Regions from separate parts of the Mus musculus genome. Here all the other regions are linked to region 1. The links are chromatin loops, found by intact Hi-C in ENCODE. Cell type or tissue: heart. All regions are shown on one strand.

What was found. Peaks named below come from ENCODE experiments on the same cell type or tissue, not always from the same donor. Only the 100,000 strongest peaks of a DNase experiment are listed, where the experiment ranks them.
Region 2: it touches region 1 in a loop (6-fold over the local background); 6 of 42 quality-filtered maps call a loop at or near these places.
Region 3: a loop joins it to region 1, with 6 times the contacts of the local background. A loop is called at or near these places in 6 of 42 quality-filtered maps.

What each region holds. Positions count from the first base shown.
Region 1 is chr8:105,562,939-105,570,938 of GRCm38, reverse strand. Atp6v0d1 (ATPase, H+ transporting, lysosomal V0 subunit D1) reads left to right here and starts at 4,875. Exons shown (of 8, transcript NM_013477.4): 1 at 4,875-5,156. The coding sequence starts at 5,027. It overlaps Agrp (agouti related neuropeptide), which reads left to right. Exons shown (of 5, transcript NM_001271806.1): 2 at 3,213-3,333; 3 at 3,447-3,579; 4 at 3,737-3,819; 5 at 4,001-4,244. The coding sequence starts at 3,450. The coding sequence ends at 4,183. It overlaps Gm38250 (predicted gene, 38250), which reads right to left and starts at 4,759. Exons shown (of 4, transcript NR_168532.1): 1 at 4,665-4,759; 2 at 4,469-4,570. In heart, a CTCF peak has its summit at 4,695; DNase peaks (open chromatin) are centred at 3,598, 4,008 and 4,828; H3K4me3 peaks cover 2,378 bases; H3K27ac peaks cover 2,239 bases.
Region 2 is chr8:105,632,184-105,640,183 of GRCm38, reverse strand. Ctcf (CCCTC-binding factor) reads right to left here and starts at 3,646. Exons shown (of 12, transcript NM_181322.3): 1 at 3,464-3,646. Gm5914 (predicted gene 5914) reads left to right here and starts at 2,710. Exons shown (of 2, transcript NR_151742.1): 1 at 2,710-2,904. In heart, a CTCF peak has its summit at 3,322; DNase peaks (open chromatin) are centred at 3,483, 3,663 and 3,973; H3K4me3 peaks cover 4,227 bases; H3K27ac peaks cover 2,992 bases.
Region 3 is chr8:105,618,736-105,626,735 of GRCm38, reverse strand. Ripor1 (RHO family interacting cell polarization regulator 1) reads right to left here. Exons shown (of 22, transcript NM_001081241.2): 14 at 7,801-7,922; 15 at 6,816-6,948; 16 at 6,422-6,557; 17 at 6,160-6,321; 18 at 5,728-5,886; 19 at 5,426-5,622; 20 at 5,259-5,342; 21 at 5,075-5,165; 22 at 4,517-4,931. The coding sequence ends at 4,834. Gm5914 (predicted gene 5914) reads left to right here. Exons shown (of 2, transcript NR_151742.1): 2 at 2,261-2,400. Among named protein-coding and RNA genes, the nearest start is that of Mir1966, 7.3 kb to the right of the region's middle. In heart, no CTCF peak of the experiment used is centred here; DNase peaks (open chromatin) are centred at 3,465, 4,225 and 6,265; H3K4me3 peaks cover 638 bases; H3K27ac peaks cover 709 bases.

The DNA of each region.
Region 1 (8,000 bases):
GCTCTTAACTGCTGAGCCATCTCTCTAGCCCCCTGGTTTTATTTTATTTTTTTTAATATGAGACTTGTTCTCAACAAGGCAAAGCATCCAGATACATAAAATAAAAATCTTTAGCTGGGTGTTGGTGGTGTACACCTTTTGGAATTAAAAGAGAGGCACTAGAGAGACAGAGGCAGGCAGATCTTTGAGTTCGAGGCCAGCCTGGTCTACAGAGTGAGTTCTGGGACAGCCAGGGCTACTAAGAGAAACCCTGTCCAGAAAAAAAAAAAACAATAAATAAATAAACCAAAAAATAAAGTGAAAAGAGCATAAACAATTAGGTAAGTTTATGGAGAAGATGACCAAGCCACATAAATTAGAAGATACAAATATCTAATTTTTTAAATATTTTTCAAATTATCTATTTATAGTTAATAAAGTTTTATCTTGTTATTTTGGAAGTCCTTTACTGTAAAGAACATTCTTTTGTCTGATGGCAATCACAGCTATGATGGTTATCTGGATCTCCCCACTATATGAACTCTGTTTCTTGAGACAATTCCTTCTGTATTCCTGCACTGTCTGTTGGACCTTGATGCATCAGCAGACCTGTCGCTGACTTCCTTTCGAATGCTGTGAACTCAAGAGTGAGATGGCAGCTTTGCTGAGGCTTTGAGGTTAGGGTTGTCTCTTCTGCCAGAGAACCGTATTAAATGGAGCATGTGGCTTTGTTGCCTGGATGTCTCTGCTGGATACCCTCTTGCCGGCCTATCACCCTTGTCACTGTACTTTGGTTTGGGTTTCTTGCCCATCTCTCCTACTGGACTTGTCCAGGGTTGTGAATTGTTCCTATAAGCACCGTGGCCCTTGTTTACCATTGCGCGACGCACACTGTGCATATACAACCAGCTGAAGACAGCTGACCTTCAGGGTGGGAGGAGGAACCACCGGAGACAGGAAGACCTGTCCTGAGCATAGATGGTAAATAGGTACTGCCTAGTGTCCAGAGCTTGGCAATCCTCCTGCCTCAGCCGCCTAAGGGTTGGGATGACAGTATGCATCAGCTTGCTGGGGGCACCTTTCCAGTTCCCAAGCTGCCCCTGCTTACCTTTTCAGACAGAACGGAGGCTTAAAAAAACAAATGATCTTGAGGGCTGGAGAGATGGCTCAGTGGTTTACAGCACTGATTGCTCTTCCAGAGGTCCTGAGTTCAATTCCCAGCAACCACATGGTGGCTCACAACCATCTGTAATGGGATCTGATGCCCACTTCTGGTGTGTATGACACCAGACAGCTACAGCGTACTCATATACGTAAACTAAATCTTTAAAAAATGATCTTGGGCCGGGCAGTGGTGGCGCACGCCTTTAATCCCAGCGCTTGGGAGGCAGAGCTAGGTGGATTTCTGAGTTCGAGGCCAACCTGGTCTACAAAGTGAGTTCCAGGACAGCCAGGGCTACACAGAGAAACCCTGTCTCGAAAAACCAACCAAACAAACAAAAAAAACAAACAAAAAGATCTTGGGCAAGCACCTCATGTACACTTGGTGGATTGCTGTCCCTGTGCTCTGAGAGGCTCTGAGAGGCACAGATAGTCGCCCAATTTCTCTTCCCTGTTACTCCAAAGAAGACAAAGTCCTGAAGTGGGGCATCAGACTTCCAGATCAGCTTCCAAACAGGTCAATGACAGCCTCATCAAACTGCCTATACCATTCTTAGGGGAGAAAAAAAAGAACTGACCCTTGTTCCCTTGCTGTCTTAAGGGAGAGTTTGAGGACTTCTCCCCTAGAGGGGCTTCCCCAGCTCCTCAACCTGGGAAGTAGAAAGTAGACTCTGAGCTCTGAGGACTGTATCCCGAGTCACCTGCAGGAGAATGAAATGCCAGCCTGACTCCAGATACCAGTACTTTATTTAGGCCCATCCTCTGCAGAGCACCTTCTTCCTGTGAAGCTTGAACCCAAACATTGATGTGGACTCTAGAGAAGGCTCCCAGAGGGCAATCTGCTTTTTCATTCTTGGGGGGGAGGATTTCCTTAGGCAACCACCTTATCAGAAGAGTCAGTATGGACTGGGCTGTATACCTGACAGGTCTTTCTTCTTTTCTTATTGCCTTGTGGACTGGGGTATATCCCTTCTCCAAATGAGCATGTGTATGCTTTCTAGAAAGCCCACCAAACAGGGGCTGGAGAGTTGTCTCAGAGGTTAAGAACATTTGCTGCTTTTTGCAGAGGACCCAGATTTAGTTCCTAGCACCAATGTGGTGGTTCACAGCCATCTGTAACTCTAGTTCCAGGAGACCCAAAAGCCCTCCTCTGACCTTCGTGGGTACTGGCCATGCACTTGCTGCACATACACACATGCAGGCAAAAACAATAATAATAATAATAATAATAATAATAAAAACCTCACCAAGTGTCATGGCAAATGCCTTTAATCCCAGCACTTAGGAGGTAGAGATAGGTGAATTTCTGTAAATTGGAGGCCAGCCTGGCCTTACATAGTAAGATTCTGTCAAAAAAAAAAAAAAAAAAAAAAGTCCCATGGGTCCTGTTACACCCACAAATGTGCAGTCCTTACTCTGTCAAGCTGATGAGGCCAGGCGTAGGCAGAGACCTGACAACACAGGGCGGAAGGGAGCAGCCATTAACACTAATGAAGCAGGCGGCCTGAAAGCTTTGTCCTCTGAAGCTGTATGCCCACCGGGGGAACAGTGTTTTCTGCTCCCTTGGTTTCCAGGAACCTTAGGTAGAAAGGGGGCGTGGGGATGGAAATAGGTGTAGGGGGGGGGGTCTTAAGGAAAGCACAGAGGAGGGAGAGCCAGGAGGGTGGGTTTGGTTTTGGCTATAAGGGATTTTTTTGATCTCTCTTCCAAAGAAACCTTGGGTCTAGTTTTTCACTTCACTGCTGCATGGTGATACTGACCCTCTTTGGTGCCCTTGACAAAGTTCCTGGAAGCAAAGGAAACAACATGTCCTAGGGAGACTAAGTGAACATCTGTGGGGACAGAAATTAAATTAAGATCAGAGGGCCGCCTGCCTTATTATTGCTAATGGTTCTAGCATGACCCATCCCTAGGTTCTGCTCTTATGGAAATTTTGGGGTCTGGACACCCTATCTTGTTCCCAAAGTTTAATTGGTTCCTGGCTGTCTCATGCCAAATTGGAGATGTTCTAATAGAACACCCAAAGGTTCAGGTCTTAGGGAGAAAGCCTGAATTGTGCCTCCATTTTCCAGGGAGGCACCTCATGCCCTGGCTACAGGAAGCAGTCACGTGTGGACCCTTTATTAGGCACTGCCATATAAGCTCAGGGCACAAGAGACCAGGACATCCCTAGGCAAAGATCAGCAAGCAAAGGTAAGCACAAAGACTATACAGGAATTGGGACTTTCTGGGAGCATCTCTCTCAGCGCTGGTAGGGTACCCTAAGGATGAGGAGAGACTAAATGGGGGTTTTCCTGCTGAGCCAGGCCATGCTGACTGCAATGTTGCTGAGTTGTGTTCTGCTGTTGGCACTGCCTCCCACACTGGGGGTCCAGATGGGCGTGGCTCCACTGAAGGGCATCAGAAGGCCTGACCAGGCTCTGTTCCCAGAGTTCCCAGGTGAGTATGGTCAGGTTGGGGATATGTGGGGCAACGACCATTGCTGGCCACAGACCTGCCCGCCCAGGCTTAGACCTCCTTCCCCAATCCCAATCCCAACCTAGGGAGGTGGGTACTTGGTGCATGGTGGGTGTGGCCCTCACATCTTCTGCCCCAGGTCTAAGTCTGAATGGCCTCAAGAAGACAACTGCAGACCGAGCAGAAGAAGTTCTGCTGCAGAAGGCAGAAGCTTTGGCGGAGGTAACTCATTAGGGAAAGGGATAAAGTAGAAGGTAGGGCGCATCAGATACCATCATCTCTCCCCACTTCCGGATTACCCAACCTGGGCAGAACTGCAGCCCCTCCCTGACCTCAGTCCACTGCCACCCTACTGGGGTCGGGGTTTGAGAGTTTCCTGAACCTTATTCCCCTACGAATGCAGGTGCTAGATCCACAGAACCGCGAGTCTCGTTCTCCGCGTCGCTGTGTAAGGCTGCACGAGTCCTGCTTGGGACAGCAGGTACCTTGCTGCGACCCGTGCGCTACGTGCTACTGCCGCTTCTTCAATGCCTTTTGCTACTGCCGCAAGCTGGGTACGGCCACGAACCTCTGTAGTCGCACCTAGCCAATGGATGTTGTTTGGGCAAAGGCAGGGGATGAGAATAAAGGATGGGACGGTTTAACCTTAAAGCTGTGGTTATTTCAAACGTGGCTGTCGAAGGGTTGTCGGGGCGTCGTCATGCTGGAACCACACACACCATAACCTCGGGGTCTAAGCTACACCATCATCTGAACCACATATATGGGCGAGTTTAAGGCACCAGGCCCCTTGGGGAAATCAGAAGGCCACACCCCGGTCCTAGAGAACTAGTGCAACAAACGCCGGGAAAGCGGGCGCAGTGCGGCTTACCGGGTGTAAAGTCTAGTTGGAGGATAACCATTTGGCTCCGAAACTCTCCCCTCCTCTTCCTTGGACCTCGGTTTCTGTCTGGTAGGAGACAGCCTCGACAGCCTAAGGAATAGCACACCCGCTCAGCTTTACCCGGCTGGCCCTAATGAAGCCAGACAGAAGCGCCAAACCCAGGAAAACTCAACTTAGGGCCCACCTCGCATCCTGAGGGTATTAGCACCACCACGCGGTCGATTTCCATCATCGACCTTTCTTTGCTCTCCGCTAGGCGCTCCAGGGCCGCCTTTCCTTAGTGCGCAGGCGCCGGGAGGGCAGTTATAGCCGGTCGGGCACTCCAGAGTAACGCATGCGTGCCAGGGTGCCCGGAAACTGGAGCCATTTAAGAGCCAGGCCCTACTGCGGTCACGTGAGACGCGGTGCGTCACCTGACGCACTTGACAGCCCGCTGCGGCCGCCGCGTCAGCTGATCCGGGGAGTCTAGTTGCGTGCGGGCAGATCGGGGCTCTCTGGTCCCGCCGCCCCCCGCCTCCCCTGCCGCCTCCCACCCCCGCCGCAGCCATGTCGTTCTTCCCGGAGCTCTATTTCAACGTGGACAATGGCTACTTGGAGGGATTAGTGCGCGGCCTGAAGGCCGGGGTGCTCAGCCAGGCGGACTACCTCAACCTGGTGCAGTGCGAGACGCTCGAGGGTGAGCCGCGGGTCCGGGCTGTCTGAGGGGGGCCTCCCTGAGCCGGGAAGGGCACGCGAGGCCTCTGGGAACCCGCGAGCTGATTGATGGTGGGCATGTCAGGAAGGAGTCTGCCTCTAGCTGCGGCTCTGCGCGGGGGCCCAGACGTAAACAAGCCTTCAAGAACCGCAGTGGTTTACCTGGGCTCGGGTTGCCTCTAACCTCGTCGAGCTAGTCCTATAATTTAGAAGGACGGGTCCCCGAGGATTGGTTAGCCGGCGCGACGAGTGCGCCTCCAAGCTTCTTCCCCCTGGCCCAACCCTAGGCCTGTTGGGTGGCAGTGCCTAGGGAAGTTAGATGGAAAAGGCTTCTCTCCTCCCCCAAGGGCTTTAGAATCGTTGTGTCTTGGTGGTGTTGGTCTGAGGGTTGGGTCGTCCTGGGGAATTGCTAAGCCAGTTTAGCGAGAGGTTCCTCCCAGCTCTGAACCGCTGGCTGTGTAGAGTCTTCAAGACTGTTTGGAAAAGCAAGAGGTGGCTCTGTAAATCAGAAATTCACGTACAAGTATTTGGCCCCAACCTGCATTCACACCCCACCCCAGCACTGTTGGGGCACCAGTTTGTTTGTTTGTTTCTTTCTTTCTTTCTTGGTTTTTCGAGACAGGGTTTCTCTGTGTAGCCCTGGCTGTCTTGGAACTCACTCTGTAGACCAAGCTGGCCTCAAACTCAGAAATTCACCTGCCAAGTGCTGGGATTAAAGGCGCACACCACCACGCCCGGCAGGGCACCAGTTTCTTACACAAGAGTGACAGAAAGCTAAGTTCCTCTTTCTTTCTTTTCCTTTTTTTTTTTTTTAAGATTTATTTATTGTTATATGTAAGTACACTGTACCTGTCTTCAGATACACCAGAAGAGGGCATCAGATCTCTTTACGGATGGTTGTGAGCCACCATGTAGTTGCTGGGATTTGAACTCAGGACCTTCAGAAGAGCAATCGGTTCTCTTAACCGTTGAGCCATCTCGCCAGCCCCCAAGTTCCTCTTTCTTAACACATAAATCTAAAGCAACAGTTTCCAACTTGTGGGTCACCATCCCTTTGACGGTCATAAGGGTCACCTAAGACCATTGAAAACCACAAATATTTATGGTTAACAACAGTAGCAAAATTACAGTTGTGAAGCAGCAATGAAAATAATTTTTATAGTTGGGGGTCACCACAACATAAGGTGTTTTAAAGGGTTGCAGCTTTAGGAAGGTTGAGAACCACTGATCTAAAGTTAGATGGCTCAACTGTAGCAGATGTACTAAGCTAGAGATGTCCCTAATTCTAGACCCTCCACGCACATGGTAGTAAAGGACAGAGACATGAGTTCCCATCTCTGAGTCCTAAAGGATTCCTTTGAAGAAAGGGGCTTGTAGCTGGAAGAGGCTGGGTGATTCACCCAATGTAGAAACTTCTTATCAAATACTTCTGATGTTAAGTTGGGCTCATACAGTTAATGTTTACCTTGAAAACTAGTCCCGTCAAGTGAAAAATAATGTTAAAATAGGAAACTTACTAAAGTTAAAGAGCAGTAGTAGATTTTATGATTTTTATGTTAACCTGCAAGAAAAAATTGTTCACCTTTATCATATGAGTGGAAGCAAGGAAGGAGAGGTTCAAGATGTTGGGCTGTGGGAGCCAGCCCCAAAGGTTTAGATGTGACTGTGGGAAGAGGAGAAGTAGGCTGCCTGGCTGCCTGGGGCGGGGCTTAACACTGTGCTTGGCACTCAGTGTGAGCTCTGTGGATCAACTGGGACTTGGGAGATTTTTTTTTTCCTGTTACAAGGAATTTAGTGTTTAGTTTTGTTCTTTGAGGAAGCTCCTTACTTGGATAAATCTAGGGGTGGACACTGTTGCCTTTTCTGGCTTCTGGCATTTCTTACTCCAGCTGCTGCCAGTTCCACTGTTGAATTTCTGGGTGCTTGTGTTTCTGTCTTCCCAGCAGACACCCCATCATTGGCAATAGTCACACTAGGGTATTCTTCCTGATGAACTGTTTAGCAGTGGGCCTCCTTGTGGAACACCATCCAGATCTTTCCAGTAGCACTTAGGGACTACTTGCTCTTTTATTCATACTCATCTCCTTTACACACAGTATACCCCAGCACTTGGTGCTCAGAGGTAATAGGAGTTCAGAGTCAAGCAAACATGGGTTACTGGATTATTGTAGGCAAATTGTTTAATGTCTCTGGATATAGACTTCTTCATCAGCCATATAAGCACTATCTATCTCATAAAGACTGTGAGATGGCCACAGTGCTACTTTGTAAAACGCTTAGCCCAGCATGAAGAACCCAGTAAGCACTAAAGACAGAATCAGCATCCAGGAAAGGTGAGTTTATGTTGTCTTTTACTTAACTTACTTTTTTCTCTGCTTCCTTCTTCACCCATTAAGCACTGCCCCACTACCACCCTTTTCCTCCCACCAATTTAAGCCTTAGAGATACTTGGCAAGTGAACTTTGCTGAACTGTAGCCACAGCCCTTTTGTTTTGAGACAGGCTCTTTTTCAGTTACACTGGCTGGCCTATACGCTGTAGCTTAGGCTGGCTTTGATATCGTGATCCTCCTTTTAGCCTCCTAAATAGCTGAAATTGTTTTTGTACTTTTGTATTTGTTTTAAAAGATAATGTGAATGTGTGTATGTATGTGTGGACATGTACATATGAGTTGGAGTGTCCCTGGAGGCCAGAGAAGGAGTTGTGCCCTCTGGAGCTGGTGTTACAGATGGCCGTGTGAACCATGTGGATCTGGGAAATGAACCTAGGTCCTCTGGGAGAGCAGCCAGTGCTCTTAACTGCCACACTCTCTCTCCAGCCCCCATTCA
Region 2 (8,000 bases), 69 kb before region 1:
ATATGACCCAAGACTTCACTCTCAGCCCTTGGAAGGCAGATCTGTTCAGCAACAACCTAGTCTGCATAGCAAGTTCTAGATCAACCAGAGCTCCAAAGAGAAAGGAGAAAATGGACTCTACCGTGTTGTCCTGACTTTCACACACACAAAGGCCACTGAACATGGTGACTCATGTCTTTAGTCATGGTTAGAAGCAGGTGGATCTGAGTGGGTAATCTAGTCTGTTCTACACAGCCAGTTCCTGGCTAGCCAGAGCTAAATAGTGGGACACTATCTCAAAATAAAAACAACAAAAACTTAAAAACCTTTTTTTTCTTTTTGATTTTTGAGACAGGATCTCTCTAAGCAGTGCAGGCTAGTCTTAAACTCAAAGATCAGCCTATCTCTGCCTTTCAAGAGCTGGGATTAAAGATATGTAGCACTATACCCAACAAAAATAGTTTTTAAAAAAGTAGTCCCTTTGGGTTATCTTGCATTAATTCCCCTCCTCCAATTTATTTTCCTTATAGACTTAGTTGTTTCCTTTCCATTTTTAAAAATCATAAGCATACAAAACAACACATTTCATGACATTTTCAAAGGAATCATTGTACTTTGCTAATATTTGCTATTTATTTGTTCCAGTAGTATTGGGGACTAAATTTAGCCACTCAATCCTGACCCACCCTAACTTTAAATGTATCTGGATTCAAGCTTGTAATCCCAGGTATTTCGGAATTAGGAGGATTGAAAGTGGGAGGCCTACCTAAGCTACACAGTAAATTCAAGGCCAACCTAGGCAACTTAAAGAGACTTTACCTCAAAACTAGAAAGGGGCTAAAGAAATAGCTCAGAGAGCACTTGCCTGGCTTACCCAGGGCACTGAGTTCAAACCCCAGTGCTACAAAAACAAATCCCAACCACTCAATCTGCTAAGGCAGTCTCATGCAGCAAAGGGTTGCCTTATATTTGCTACAAAGCCAAGGATAACCTTGAACTCCTATGCTCCTGCCTCTACTTCTGAAGCACTGTCATTCACTACCATTGGGAACTTGTGCAGCTTCTTTTCATAAACAAAATATGGCACTTGTCAAACACAAACTTGACAGTAAAACTCTAAGAATATAATAAATTACATAGTTTGGCTTAATACATTTTAAAAACAAAGTTCTACAAGGCTGGCACTCTACACTACTACTAAAGAGAGAAGGTGAGGAAGGACATTCTGGAGAATTAAAAAAGGAATGAGGTGCTGCTGAAATGACTAAGAACACAGTGCACAGGCCGAACACTTGCATAGCATGCCCAAGCATCACGAAAGCAGTTTCATAGGATTTCAATGTGTGGCTAGTGTGGCCTAACCAGCCAGAGAATCCTGGGTTCATTTATGGAGGGCAGAAAGGTTGGGGAGTGTTCAAAGAGTTGCATACAATGTGGGTTGCTAAAACCTCCAAACTGAAATCACACACAGTAAACAACACAATCTTTCTTAGCATCAAGATGATGGAAGCGAGTGCGTCGTTGGAGCACATCTTTAACCACAGGGCTAGGAAGACAGAGAGAGAAGCAGGTGAATCTGAGTTTGAGGCCAGCCTGGTCTGCAGAGCTCCAAGGACAGCCAGAGCTAGAGAGACAGTGTGTTTGTGTGTGTGTGTTGGTGTGTTAAAGCACCTCATTATCTTTTCTTTCTGAAAATGTCAACCTAGATTTTTTTCTTAAGAACCTAAGCCACACATCAGTGGCTAATTGGTAAGAAAATCCGTGTTAAGCGTGGTGGGGAAAGGCTTTTATCCCAGCACTCGGGAGGCAGAGGCAGGCGGATTCTGAGTTCGAGGCCAGCCTGGTCTACAAAGTGAGCTCCAAGGCAGCCAGGGCTATACAGAGAAACCCTGTCTCGAAAAACCAAAAAAAAAAAAAGAAAATCCGTGTTAGAGTGGGTACGAAAAGGTTACTCCAGCAGTTTATCAAAGGAAGCTTTTAAATGCAAAAGACTTAATGCCAGGATAAATACCCTGTTTAATTTCTTTTCCTGCCTATGGATGCCTTGGAATTTTAGCTTTCTTAGTTGATCTAAACTCCAAAAAAGTATTAAGTCTCTTTGCTAATGTTTACTTAATGCTAAACTCAATACAGGAAGTCAGATACTAAAGAGTAGTTACATTAGGCACAGAAATTTATAAACCATCTGCTGCAAGTGACCCAGGATCCAATTACAACATCAACCCTCACATTTCATCCAACAGTCAAATTACCAGTCCAGTCATGAATAAGTTCATTCTACCCTATTGGCGCATTAGATCGGTTTGCACGATCTCTAGAGAGGGGCTGAACTGTCTTAGCCTAGCCCTAGAGCATCAGGTCCTAAGTGGAGTGCAAAGTTAGCGTCAGGACATTTTAAATAGGAGGCAAACTCCAGCGTCGCCTGTACCATCGCAACCAGCCCATGCTCCCGAATTTATGAGTTTATCACATCACTTGAGATGAGAGTGAAATTAAGTTTCAGTCCCTTTTGAGATTTCTGAGCGCACCAAGTCTGACTGCTATCGTTTCAAGGGGCTGAAAGAGTGCGAATACAGCTGGAGAAAAACTACTTTGGTGCAGGAATTCGTGTCTTTTTCCGCGCACCATTGGGGGCCGCACCGGTCGGGTCCCGCGCGATGCCCTGGCGTGAGTTTGGGGGCGCAGCGGGGCCCGGCGGGGGCGGCGAGCGCGCGTTCCCCCGCCCGCTCGGGCGGCGTCGAGGCGCGAGCAGCTCAGCCAGCCTTGCAGAGGGAGCTCTCGGCAGCTCAGGGGTCCCCTCTGCTCGCAGCCACAGCAGCGCCGCCTGCGACACTCGGCGGCGACGGAGACCGGCAGCGGGGACGATCGGACTACGAGAGACTAGAGAGCACCCCAGCTGCTGGAGAAGCAACGCAGGGAGATCGGGTAGGTTCCGGGACCGGCTGGACTTGAAGATGGGGAGTCTGAGGCGCGTCGGTCGGGACCCGACACCCACACGGTTCCGGGACCTGGCTAAGCGGCCGGCCGAGGGTTCAGAACCCCTAGGCGAAGCAAGCGGCGGCAACCGAGCCTCAGAGGGTCCAGACTCGGTAAGGGGTATCCGTCGCGGGAGGGGCAGAGGGCGGGCCGTGGCCCGAAGATCAGCCGGGCCAAAAGCCGGCCTCGAGGGTAGAGACAAAGGAAGGAAAATGGAGTCGCCGAGCGCGCAGGCCTCTGTCGCCACCGCCGCCAGAGGCCTACCATGTTGGGAGGAGGGAAGCTTAGCGGGCGGGCGGGCGGGCGTGGAGGGGGTTGGCCAGGCCCTGGCGGCGGCGCCGGGCAATGGCGGCGGCCGCGCCGCAGCAGGGACGGTAGAGGGAGACAAACACCCCCCGGCGGCGGCGCTGGCGCTGGCGCCGGGCTGCAGCCAGCGCCGACCGGAGCGGCCCCATCGTGACACCTAGAGGCGGCCCGCGAAACCTCCTCCACCCCGGGCCCCCTTTACCTTCGCGCCACACCCCCCGCGGCGCCCGCTCCGCCGCCGCTCCACCGCTCCGGCCACCTGGCGTCCCCGGCCGGCTCCGCGCGCCCGCACCGGCTGCTGCTGGTCGCCGCTGCCGCCAAAGAAGCAGCTCCGCGCACGGTTTAATCGCTCCACAGGCTCGGACACAAAATGGCGGCGGCGCGGTGCAGTGCGCCTGCGTCGGCGCTGCCGGGGCCGCGGGTGCTGATAAGGGAAGAGTCGGGTGGGGGGGGCCGGCCGGCGGCGACGAGGGCGGGGGAGGAAAGGTGAGGGGAGGGGTTGGCGCAGGGCAGCATGGGAGGCGGCCCCGGGCGCCAACTTTCAAAAGCCGGCGCGATGGCGTCACGGGGATGCGCCGCGAGGCGCGGCGTCACGCCGCACGCGCCCTCCCGCGCCCTCGCCGGGTCGCGCGTGGGCTCTGCCGGCGGCGCGGAGGCGGCCTGGTTCCCATTGGGGTGGGGCTTCCCTGGGCGGAGGCTGGCGGCTTCTGGGCGATCGGGTCTCCGCCTAGTTGCCCTGATTTCCTTAGCTCGCTCATTTTCCCTCCAAGCTGCGAAGGGCGGGAGGACGACGGGGAGCTGAAGTAAGCGCGCGGGGCTGGGGCCGTGGGGGTTGAGGAAGCGCCAGGGTTCTACCCTGCCCGGTCTCCTCCCACCCGGGGTTAGCTCTGCACCCTGTCCCGCCGCCGAGTCAAATGCAGTGAGTTCCCGCACTCTCTCACTTCTCCGACACTTGCCCAGTGCTCAAGATCGACTGCTAGGGGCTTCGCCCGGGGATCTTAGTAGTCTTCCTCCCAAGAAAAGGGCCTTAGAAAACCGAATGTGAAATTAAGAGAATCGGGACAGAGTCACCTCAGTCCGGAGATATAGCAGACCACACCACAGCAGTCGTGTTTAGCTGTATTTGGCACCGTGAACGTCTAAGTTTTTAAGACTGTTCTTTTTATTTCGGTTCCCAGTCGGTGGTACTTAATCCCTTCCCTTTCCCGGGAAGACCCTATTGGCAGGTGTTCTAATCATCTTCTCTCCCCGCCCCCCATAGCCTTGGAATGTGACTCGGGATTGTAGTCCCAGTTCTCTTGCTTTAGCTGTTTGGATAACAAATGCACCTGGCAGCAAGCTTCTGCCCTATTCATATACATCTGGGCTGTGTTGTGGGTATGCTGGTCCATTATCAATAGATATTGTTTATTCCCCCCAAAAGAATCGGAAAGTTAGAAGCATGTAAGATCCCACTGTTCAGATGTCAGTAACTAAGGCAAATGTGTTTAAACATCTTGAGTCCATTCACCCACTGTTGTGGAGCTTCCCTCCATGACTGGACTTAGAGGAAAGATAGAAGAGAAAGTCCAAGATTAGAAAGAGGATAATAGACAAGGAAGTAAACAGAAAGACAAGTCTAGACTGTTGGATTGTAGAATCCAAGACCAGAAGTAAGTTTGAGGCAGGAAGAGAGGTTTCTGGTTTTCAGATGCTGAGAGTTCCGGTACAGTTCAGCCAGAGGCTTAGCTATTGAGTTTATTACCTTGGAGATAGCTGGGAAAGATCATGGTGACTTTAGCTTGACTCATATGGATTAACTGAAGAGGTTAACCTGAGTAGAATGGGTTAAAAAGTAAACAGGAGAGTAAGGAAATAGAGACAGTGCATGAAGGCAGCCTGAGTTCTGCTGTGGGTAGAGCAGACATTGGGGAATAGGTGCAGAAGGATGTGAGGTCAGGGGGGAGTTTTGTTCTGTCTCCCTTTGGGCGGTATGAATCCAACCCAAAGCCATGGTCTCTGCCCTTGAGCATCATCTCAACTCTGGGGATGTTTTAAAAGGTGGTAGAGGGGGTCAAGTGGTGATGGCTTACACATTTAATCCTAACACTTGGGAGATAGAGGCAGCCAGATCACTTTGAGTTTAAAGCCAGCCTGTTCTACAGAGTTACTTATAGCCAGTGCTACACAGAGAAACCCGTCACACACACACACACACACACACACACACACACACACACACACACAACCTAACTAAAAGAGATGATATTGCCAGACAATGGTGGCACATGCCTTTAATCTCAGCACTTGGGAGGCAGAGGCAGGAGGATTTCTGAGTTCGAGGCCAGCCTGGTCTACAGCATGAGTTCGAGGACAGCCAAGGATATACAGAGAAACCCTGTCTCAAAAAAAAAAAAAAAAAAAAAAAAAAAAAAAGGATGCTATTATTCCCAAGCATTTTTATGAACTATCAGAAGTGATGCAGGGAAAGGGAAGCTTGCTTGACCTTAAAAGACTGAAATTGGCGGGAGGATGTATGAGAACCAGGAGAAATGGCCTTGGAAAGGAAGGCCCCATTGATTATAAGGGTAACGAGGTGAAGGGGTATGCAGGGGTGTGCAAATGTAGGAGGGAAGAAACCTGAGTTAGTAGGACAGCCCTGCTGGGATAGGGTGCCCATTTAAGGCTTGTGATCATTAGTGTAAAGTTAAACCAGATGACCCAGTCTGTGTTTTTTCTCCAGTAGCATTCAGCTTTTAAAGTATGTGTGTTTTTTATCTATAGAGTGTTTTGCCTACATATGTGTGTCTGTGTACCACGTGTATGCAGTGCCCATGGAGGCCAGAAGAGGGGAGGTACATCCCTTGGAACTGGAGTTAACAGAATGTGATAATCCACCATGTGGATGCTAACCCTAGGTCCTCTGGAAGAGCAGCCAGTGCTACTAACCATCAAGCCACTTTTCTGGTCTGCATTCAGCTTCTTGAAATACAGACATGAAAAAAGGGATAGTTTGGTTTCTCAATATCTGGACACCAAGTTTTTCACTCTTAGCCCTAGTTACTTGCTGTATATTAAATACTGTTTTTTAAATGTGTGAAATATTTGAAACTTTACCTCAGATCACCTTGAAAGTAATTTACAATAATAGCTGATGTGTGGGCAAATAAAGGCATTGTCTTTGGAAAGAAGGGAGAAAAAAAATAAAAACACTTCAGCTGTAGTTACTATGTATGACCTCTGAGGTATCAGAAGCCAGGAATAGGGTCCAAGTAACCTTAGGACTGCTTTCTGGAAAACAAAAAAACCTCTGTGCTGTTCTATCAGCTGAGAAAATGCTGAAAACACATAGGAAAGAACTAAAGGATGTTTTCTTTCCTATAGGAAATCCTGATGTCTTAAAGGAAAGCCAAACCAAAGAACAAGCCGTTTCAAGCTAGAAAGAGACAGGCTGAGAGGGAAGACACACATGATGGGGACAGGATAATAAGAGTAGAGTCTAAGGAGTACAGCTCAGTAGCAGACTGCCTCACATGTTTGACGCCCTGGATTTAATCCTCAGAACCGAAAAATAAGAGCAGATTTGTTGGACTGGAGAGATGGCTCAGTGGTTAAGAGCACTGTTTTTCCAAAGGTCCTGAGTTCAATTCCCAGCAACTACATGGTGGCTCACAACCATCTGTAATGGGATCTGATGCCCTCTTTTGGTGTATCTGAAGACAGCTACAAAAAAAAAAGCAGATTTGTTTCCTGAAGTACTAACCACAATCATCCTATGCAAAAAAATGATAAAGAAAACTGGGTATTATTTATGTATTTATTAATTGGGAGTAAGCATGCTTATGTGTGGAGGTCAAAGGACAACTTGCAGAAGTAAATTCTTTTTACCTTGTAGGTCCTGAGGATGGAACTTAAGTTATCAGGTTTGGTGGCAAATACCTTTACCAGCTAAGCCATCTTGCCAGCCCCTGTGTTTTATTTTTATGAATAATTGGGGTTTGGGGGTATTTTGTTTTGTTTTGTGATAGGGTCTTGCTATATAACCCTGGCTGGCCTTTTACCCACTTTTTAGCCCAATGTGGCCTCAATTTGAATTTATAGTCATCCCTCATATATTTCCTTCTGGGATTACAGGCATGAGCCACCATTCCTGACTTGTAAAGGATAGTTTTAGAATATTCTAGAATGTGATATAGACTAGAAAAAATATATATGTTTAGTATCGTTAGGTTGTCATTTAGGAAGAATTATAAGGATGCCCCCTTACTTTTTGTTTTGTTTTGTTTTGTTTTTTGTTTTGTTTTTCGAGACAGGGTTTCTCTGTATAGCCCTGGCTGTCCTAGAACTCACTTTGTAGACCAGGCTGGCCTCAAACTCAGAAATCCGCCTGCCTCTGCCTCTGCCTCCCGAGTGCTGGGATTAAAGGCGTGTGCCACGACGCCCGGCTGCCCCCTTACTTTAAAAGAAATTATACAAGCAAGCACTCTTACCTGGTGAGTCATTTCACCATTATCCCCTACACACACATATACCCTTTTTTTTTTTTTTTTTTTTTGTAAATGTAAGGAAGGGGGAATTTATTGTGATGACTTAGAGTCTGTAGTCCAGTTAACCCACCAATGGGCAGCTGAGGGTAGGAACTCCAAGAATCTAGTAGTTGCTCAGTTCCACGAAGCTAGTTGTTTAAGCTAGACTTCTGTAGAAGTAAGTTCAACAGATGTGCTGGCAAGTAAGTGTAAGCAGGCAAAGAAGAGGTAATC
Region 3 (8,000 bases), 56 kb before region 1:
TGGCTCACAACCATCTCTAATGGAATCTGATGCCCTCCTCAGGTGTGTCTGAAGATAGCAACAATGTACTCATATAAAATAAATAAATAAACCTTAAAAAATATTCTGGAACAGAATCTCAAGTAGTCTGTGTTGACCTTAAACTTACTGTGTAGCTGAGGATGTCTTTGAACTCCTGATCCTCCTGCCCTAGCCTCTTAAGTGCTGTGATTATAAGCTTTATCACCATGTCTAGGAGACTGTACACTTTAAGTGGTTGAACCACATAGTATGTGAGTTGCAAATAAAGCATTGTTTAAGAAGGAGGTTGGGTGGGAAGTGAGAGCTCAGGGGTAGAGCACTTGGCTAGCAAACCCTAGGTTCAATCCACAGCACTCAGGAGGCACAGGTAGGTGGATCTCTATGAGTTCAAGGCCAGTCTAATCTACAACGCAATTTCTAGGACAAAATGAAAAGAGTAAAAGACTCTATTGGTCATCCTCAGACTTGTGTGGTGCCAGCTGCTTAGTAGACTCATCAGGGTAATTATGCATACACCAGAGATAATTATGCATACACCAGAGGTTACAAAGGAAATAAGCAATTGCAGTGAGCTGTGATTAATACAATAGAGTGGCAGTATAGGCCAAACAGGCCCCAAGATCACAGTGTTGCCCAGGCTGGTTTTGAATCACAGCAATCCTTTTATTACAAGCATTTGCTGATATAACCCAGTGAAGTTACAACGCCTAAAGAAAAGTATGTCTAAGTTGAAGGTTTTTAGGGGGTTGGCTTGAGCAAGGCTATGTAAGGGTGAAAATAATAGACCACAGGAGGAGTGATTCCAGCCTCAGGTGTAGACAAGCCCTGCAAGATAGCTCAGTGAAGCTCCAGGGCAGAGCAAGTAGTTCCAGTGGAAATGAGGATCCAGACTGGAATAGACAGACACAAAGGGCTCGTGAGCCAGGGTAAGTGGGCTGGGCTTTTCTCCCTAAAGGAAAGAAGGCTTGTAGTGGTAGACATGAGTTTTAGAAATCTTTGTGCATCGTGGAGAATAGATAGATCCAAGTAGTGCAAAGTAGGCTTTGGGCTGTTGAATTTGAAATGCTTTGGCTGCTCAAAAGGAGACATCCAGTCTGTAGTTGGAGTCAGAGAAGTGAAGTAAAAACTGAGTCACTGCCGGGCAGTGGTGGCGCATGCCTTTAATCCCAGCACTTGGGAGGCAGAGACAGGCAGATTTCTGAGTTCAAGGCCAGCCTGGTCTACAGTGTGAGTTCCAGGACAGTCAGGGCTATACAGAGAAACCCTGTCTCGAAAAACCAAAAAAAACCCCAAAAACAAAAAACTGAGTCACTGACATTAGCCTCAGCATATACATGGAGTCACGTGTTTCAAGAGTAGAACTCTGTGGAGTGACATTTAAGGGGTGCCTGAGGAGGACGAAAAGGTCAGAGAAGTGAACTAGGAACATAGATTGTTATTAGCTATAGCAAAGCAGCTGCTTAATCAGCTATCCTAAGTCAGCGTGTGCTGTATGTCCATATGCCTGGAATGTAACATAAAAGTCAGTGTTTACCGTATGTCCATATGCCTGGAATGTAGCATACATTCAGAGGCAGCTGGTCCTTGAATGTTAGCATCAACTTTAGACTATGGCTGTCACTGCAGGCCACTGACTGCCTGATTTTCTAAATGATACTTTGTGCTTCCTTAACTTTCAGAAGAGGAGGTGGAGTCTTTCCAGTCTCACCTTCTCATATTACCCACATCCAGAAAAGCTCAGCCCAGCCAGCATCCATGCCCAGAGCCAGCCTGCCTGCCTGCCTGCCTGCCTGCCTGTCTGTCTGTCTGTCTTTCTCTCTCTCTCTCTCTCTCTCTCTCTCTCTCTCTTTCTTTTTTTCTTTCTTAGACTTGTGTGTATGAGCATTTTGGCTGCATGTATGTAAGTGCCTAGAGATAGTTGTGATATTGGGAACTGAACCCAGTCCCTCTGCAAGAACAGTAAGTGCTCTTTACTGCTGAGCTGCCTCTCCAGTCCCCCAGGAGCCTTGGGGATGGGCATTCTGCATAGTACACTGCTTTCTGAGGGGATGGAGAGAAAGCAGAGAACATCTCATGTGCTGGTACTCAGCAAGTTGTGCCCACATACCAGACTCAGGATCGTACAAGGAAGGCACCCCCGCTCTGTGGGGGAGACAAAGAAGCAGTCCTCTTCCCATGTGCCAGCCCATCTGCTTCCTTGCCTGCATAAACATGCTTTTTCTTCTTTTTGGTCATGCAGCTTTGAATTCATGAGAAAGAAGAGTGTGAAACAAGAAGCAAAGATCGGGTTGGAAGAGGGCAAGAGGAAAGGGGGGGATGGAAGGAAACCCTGCAGCCACCAACACAATAAACACAATAAACTGTATCCTGACCACCTCAGCCTCTTCTTCTTCTTCTTCTTTTTTTCCAGTGTGCACATGTCAATTTCCTCCATGCAGAATTCTGAAGATGATAGCCAGGACATGGTAATGACCTAGGTGGCCTTAAATAATGAGACTCATGTTATAGAGACCTTTAATACCCATGACTCCTGATAGCATCGTAAATCTACCGCTTCCTGGGGCAGCGGTCCTGAATGTGAGCAGAAAGAACAAATGTCTCTCCAGCAGCCTAAGAAGTAAAAGGGTTCCGGGGCAGCTAGCTGAGCCCTTTGTATGCCTTCCACAATCTGACAGACAAGACCTACACTTGGGCTAAGAGACCAGCCAGCTGGACTTCAGGTCATGAGCTGAGGAGAGGTCAAGTGGTTGGTTGTCCTGCACCAAGTCCGGGAAGTCTTGAAGGACAAAGGCCTGAGGATCCCCCTGACCCTGATAGATCCTCACCTGGCTGTGCTCAAATTCTAGCTCCTATCCACCCTGGTCTCAACATTTCTCAGCTGGGACAGAAAGCCCAAGCTCTGGCCTTAGGACCCTCCTTGTAGAAGACAGAGAGAGGGGTCTTGATCTTTCTGTTTTGAAGAGCAAGATTTTCGGTGACAGCCAGAATTGAGCTCATTTCCCCATCCTATATTTCTTGCCAGGCACTGTCCTACGATGTTGTTCTGGTCCAGTCACTGCCTTCACTTTCCTAAGACCTGCTCAGCCAGGGTTTGACTCCACTTTTCCAACACTCTGAGCATTCCTGACCCACCAGTGGGCCGATTCTGTGGCTTCAGGCCTGCAGATGGTTCTGAGACTGCCTCAGAACTGACTAGCTATAGGCGGCATTGGTGTGGTCTGTCACCTAATTGTTTTATCTATCCCATTTCACTCCAGCTGACCATCCAAAAGCTGAACTGCCCTACCCTGCCCTGCTATGCCGGTATTTAAGTGCTGTCTGCCGGCCCTACCCCCACAGACCATAGTGAACCGCCAGCAGCCACTCACAGGTGTTTCCTGTTGCTGTTTCTTTTGCTCAGCATGGCCTCCCCAGCAGGTGGTGAGGGCACAGGCACAAACCTCTTCACAGCAGTTCTAAAGCACTGGGGTAAGGCTCCCCAGGGATCTGGGTCACCCCACCCCCACCTCATCTAGGCAACTGTTGACATCTAATTGGTTCTTCCGGAGTGCTCCCCATTTCATTTCCCCATGACAGCTTTGTGCACACAATGTCATACTGCTGTGTGCTATCACCTTAAGTATTGGGACAGCAGAATGGGCTCAAGCTGGGGAGCCCTTCCGCATGTCCAATCTCCTGGATACTAGAAATTGTGGTAGGCGAATGGAGGGTCCATTTTTCTAGCCATGGGTGTGGAACTCCCTCAGGACCTTCTTTGCAAAGTCCTGCCATGCCACCCTCAAGTTCCTCCCGAAGGTCTCCTAACCTGGGATAACAAACTCCTGTGCTGGAGGCAGGGAAGCCCCGTCTTGTGAGTCCTACTTCCTCAACACAGGTCTGCCGGCTGGGAGGGGACACAGAGTTCACAGGTTTGTTATTACAGGGAAGGAGGTGCCTCAGGGAGGGAAAGACCTTGCAGTCTTGGTTCACAGGGCAGCCATCCGGGTCTCCTATTTCCCAGGCGCAGGCTCCTCCCCTCAGCAAGGATTTCACACCTCTCCCCACAACCTAAAGTTGCTTCTTGAGGTCCACTGCAGGAAGGAAGCTGCCTGGTCAGAAGGGTGCAGAGAGAAGCCTGTCCACTGATGCAGTTCTGCTGCCCCCTGGTGGCGACAGCTCAGGCACTTCTTGCGGCGTACTCCTTGCTCTCTAGCCACAGCTGCCCTAGCATAATCAGTTAGGACCTTGTCTGGGCCAGCTGCAGAGCTTAGATGCACTCGGGCTATAGTTCCTGGTCTCAGCTGCAGGCTCAGCCTGCTCAGCAGTGCTAGTTCCCTTCTGTCTCTCTTCTCCAAGCCCAGCCCTGGACTCTGGGCTTCCTTCCACCAGGATTTCCAGGGCAAGCGCTCATGTGGTTGTCACAGCGGGGGTGTGGACACAACAGGGCCAGGAAGAACACATCAGAAGGCGTTGGAGCAGAGGTTCGGGAGTGCACCAAGCCATGTAGGAAACACAGTTTGCTTTTTTTTCTTTTATTTTCTGTAAAACTCTGTAAATAAAATACAAACCCAAGGGATGTGATGAGGCAAGGCAAGCTGACCAAATGGCCAGGCCTCCGACACTGTGTGTGGCAAAGACTGTGCAGAACCGCGGCTGGGAGGCACTTCATTTCAGGCATTCTGCCAACCCCAGTGGTAACAAAAGAATATATTAGATTTTCATTGATAGGAATTTGTGGGGAGAGGTGACTGGAACCAGCCTTCACCCTCCCTGCCAGTGCCTGATGAGCCCTGAAAACAAGGGAAGGGACACTGGGAGCCGGCAATTAAGAGTTCAGAATGCTGTGCTGGCCATGCTGCTGGGCCCAAAGATGCAGGGCAGAGCATCCAGGGACTCCTCTAGCTGTCGATGAGCAGACTGTCCTTCCTCCCCTGTAATGTCCAAATATAAGGTCAAGAGTGGCCCAGGCATCTTCCAGGCCTCCCCATACCTGGCATCCCCTCACCCTACCCCCAATAGCCAAGATGTTCCCAAATCCCCTTAACTCGTGGTGTCTCCCACTTCCCAGCCTCACCGCACTGCTGCAGGCTCTGCCGGGCGGCTTCCCTCACAGCTTCTGTGTCTGTTTGGCACAAGTACACCAGGGGCTCAATGCCCTCAGGAGCCTATCAGCAAACAGAATATGGAGGCAGGTTCAGTCTAACAAGTAGAAACAGCCCTGAAGTGAAAGCGTTTGAGGCAGGTCGGCAGGGACTCACCTTGATACAGCCCAAAGCCAGGCATCCGGCCACTCGAGTCTGCACGTCCCCATCTTCCAGCTGGTCCAGGAAGCACAAGAGAGCCTGGGAATGGGTAGAATGGGCAGACGTAGACACCAGGAGCCCACAACCCTAACCTCACCCCAGGAAAATCCTGCCAAACTCACCCTTTCCCGGAAGACAGGACCAAGTGACAGGCTCCGAAGCTGAGTGCTGACAGCAGCCATGACTTTGTTGTTGCCGTGGACCAGCAGGGAGCTAAGAGCCCGAAGCCCATCCTTTCGCAGGCGCCCCTCCGGTGCTAACCTTAGGGCTTTCAGCACAACGGCCTGGTCATCAGAGTTCAGGTTCTGTACTAGTAACACTGAAAGAAGTAGTTGGGGAGGGTGCTTTGTTCTCACCTTTCATCATTTACACCCTCAGGACCACCCACGGCACGAGTATTCTGTGGCCAGGGCCACCGCCTCACCCTCCTCTGCAGTCTCTGTCACATAGGCATCCATGGAGGGGCTGTCCAAGGCTTCTACATAACTCCAGAATTGGAAGATGGTGAACTGCTCCCCCGGGCCTGGTTGGGGCCTCCTGGGCAGCTTCTGTCCCAGGGCATCTTCCAGGAACTTCACACACACTGCAAAAGACAGTACCACAGCCTGAGCTGGAATAGTCCCAGGCCTCTAAGGGGGAAGACAATGCCCCTGTCTAGCTCATGCCCAGGGACTCCTTGGCCACCCTCTGGAGGGTCCCCGGTCTAGCTCATGCCCAGGGACTCCTTGGCCACACTCTGGAGGACACGGATTCTCTTCAGTGCTCAATTTGTCAGTCAGTACGGGCTGATGAGGACTTCCCTAAGGGAGCTGAGATGGAAGGAAGGGGCAGGTAGGTAGGCAGCCCACTCACTCACCAGCCTCGGCTAAGCCTGGCTGGCGCAGGGAAAGACGGGCACCGTACTGGCTGCAGAAGGTGAGGAGCACCCGCTCCACAGAGCAGATGAAGGGGCTGAGTCCCTCTGTACACTGGTCCCAAAAGGTCAGGAAGCCGGGCCGAGAGGCGGAGAACTGTACCACTGTGAAGGACGGGAAGAAGTATCAGCAACCGAGCGAACCAGGCAGGGGGAGCAGGCGGGTCCAGACGTACATCAAAGCCCAGGCCCACACGGCCTTTACCTTCCTGGGCAGATGTGGCAGAGTTCCCCCATAGCTTGCTGCGTTCACACACTTCCTGGAATACACGCGCTTCCCGCAGCAGCCGTTCCAGGGCCCAGGCCTCCTGGCAGCGCAGGGGTCCAAATGTGCCCAGTTTCTAGAGGACAAGGGTTGCCAAGTAGTTTAGGCTTCATGGCGAGGGTTGGGGAGGATGGGGGTCAGGAGAGTACAGGTCCCAGCATGCATTGGGAGAGGCCAAAGCAGGAAGAGTATAGGAGGTATTACATCCAATAGGCACCAAATGCCAGGACCCTGGGGCATTGCAGTATAGAACTGAGAGGTTTCGAGGGTTGGATTGGAGTTCAGGGCTCCTTGGGGTAAGTGGCTGGGGGTGGGGAGGACATTATCCCCTCACCAGCAGGAGGCGGCTGCAGTGGTACAGGTGCTGGACCAAGGTAGCATCCAGGGCTGAACACCCTGTGCTTAGAGACTGGCCATTTGATGAGTCTAGTCTGTCCTCTGCCACAACCTCTGGGCTGCTTGTGTGCCTGAGAGAAAAAAATGGAATCAACGCCCCACCTAAGAGCACACATCACCTTCTGGTCATCAGATTTTATTTTTATTAAGCTTCTCCCACCCAGAATGGAAGAACAACAGGAAGACACAGACACGAGGTAAGTTCACAGGGGACTTAGGGGAGAACGAGGCCATAACCAGCAATGAGAAATATGGGTCTTTATAGTCGGTCTACTTTTTGCTACCTCTGCTAGGACCAAAGGGACTGGTGGGCCCGAGATGGGCGCCAGTAGGATTGCAGGCGGGATGGTCTATGAAACGTGGGCTGTAAAGGACGCAGGGCTTGGGACTGGAACCTAGGAAGTCGTAAATGGAGGAGGGATCGGGTGCGACTCTCAAATCTGAATCGGTAAAATCTGTTCCAGGAATGAGAGCCCAGTGGCCGGGGCCTCCGGGAGAGTCGGGGTCTTGACGGAGGGGAGCGGTGCTGGAGGACACAGGGTGTAGGGGGAGGCGCTGAAAGAGCTGCTTCACAGGGTGGGTCCAAGGTGAGGTCAAGGGAAAGAAGAGAAGCAGGAGGCTCACAAGCTGATGGGGACGTGCAGGGGAGGCAGACATTGCTGAGATGAACAGGGTGGCCAGAAACACTGGGATGGACAGAGTTGGTAACATGGACATCAAAGACACATGAGGTATGCTCGGAAAAACACAGCTATTCTACCACAAGCCCATCCTCATGTATTCTACCTGGTCCCACCTGGCTACTTCCCATCCTGCATTTCTCCCAACCCACCTGCTCCTCTGCCTTACATCACTTTACCTCTTCCCCTTCATCTCTCCCTGCCCCACCAAGTTCCCAGTCTTGCCTTGCCTGGCTGCCTCACCTGTCCCCGGGACCATCGTTGTCTTCATCTTCATCATCATTGAGGAAGCTGAAGCTCTCCAGGGCATGCTCCACAGTGATGCTAAGACTGGAAGCCCGGCTTCGAGTCAGGCCTTGTCTCTGCTGGGATTGTAAAGAGGGTCAGAGCTACTGGCACTGGTTGGCAGCTGTCCCTGTGCGGCCTCAGCCCAGCCCAGTCTA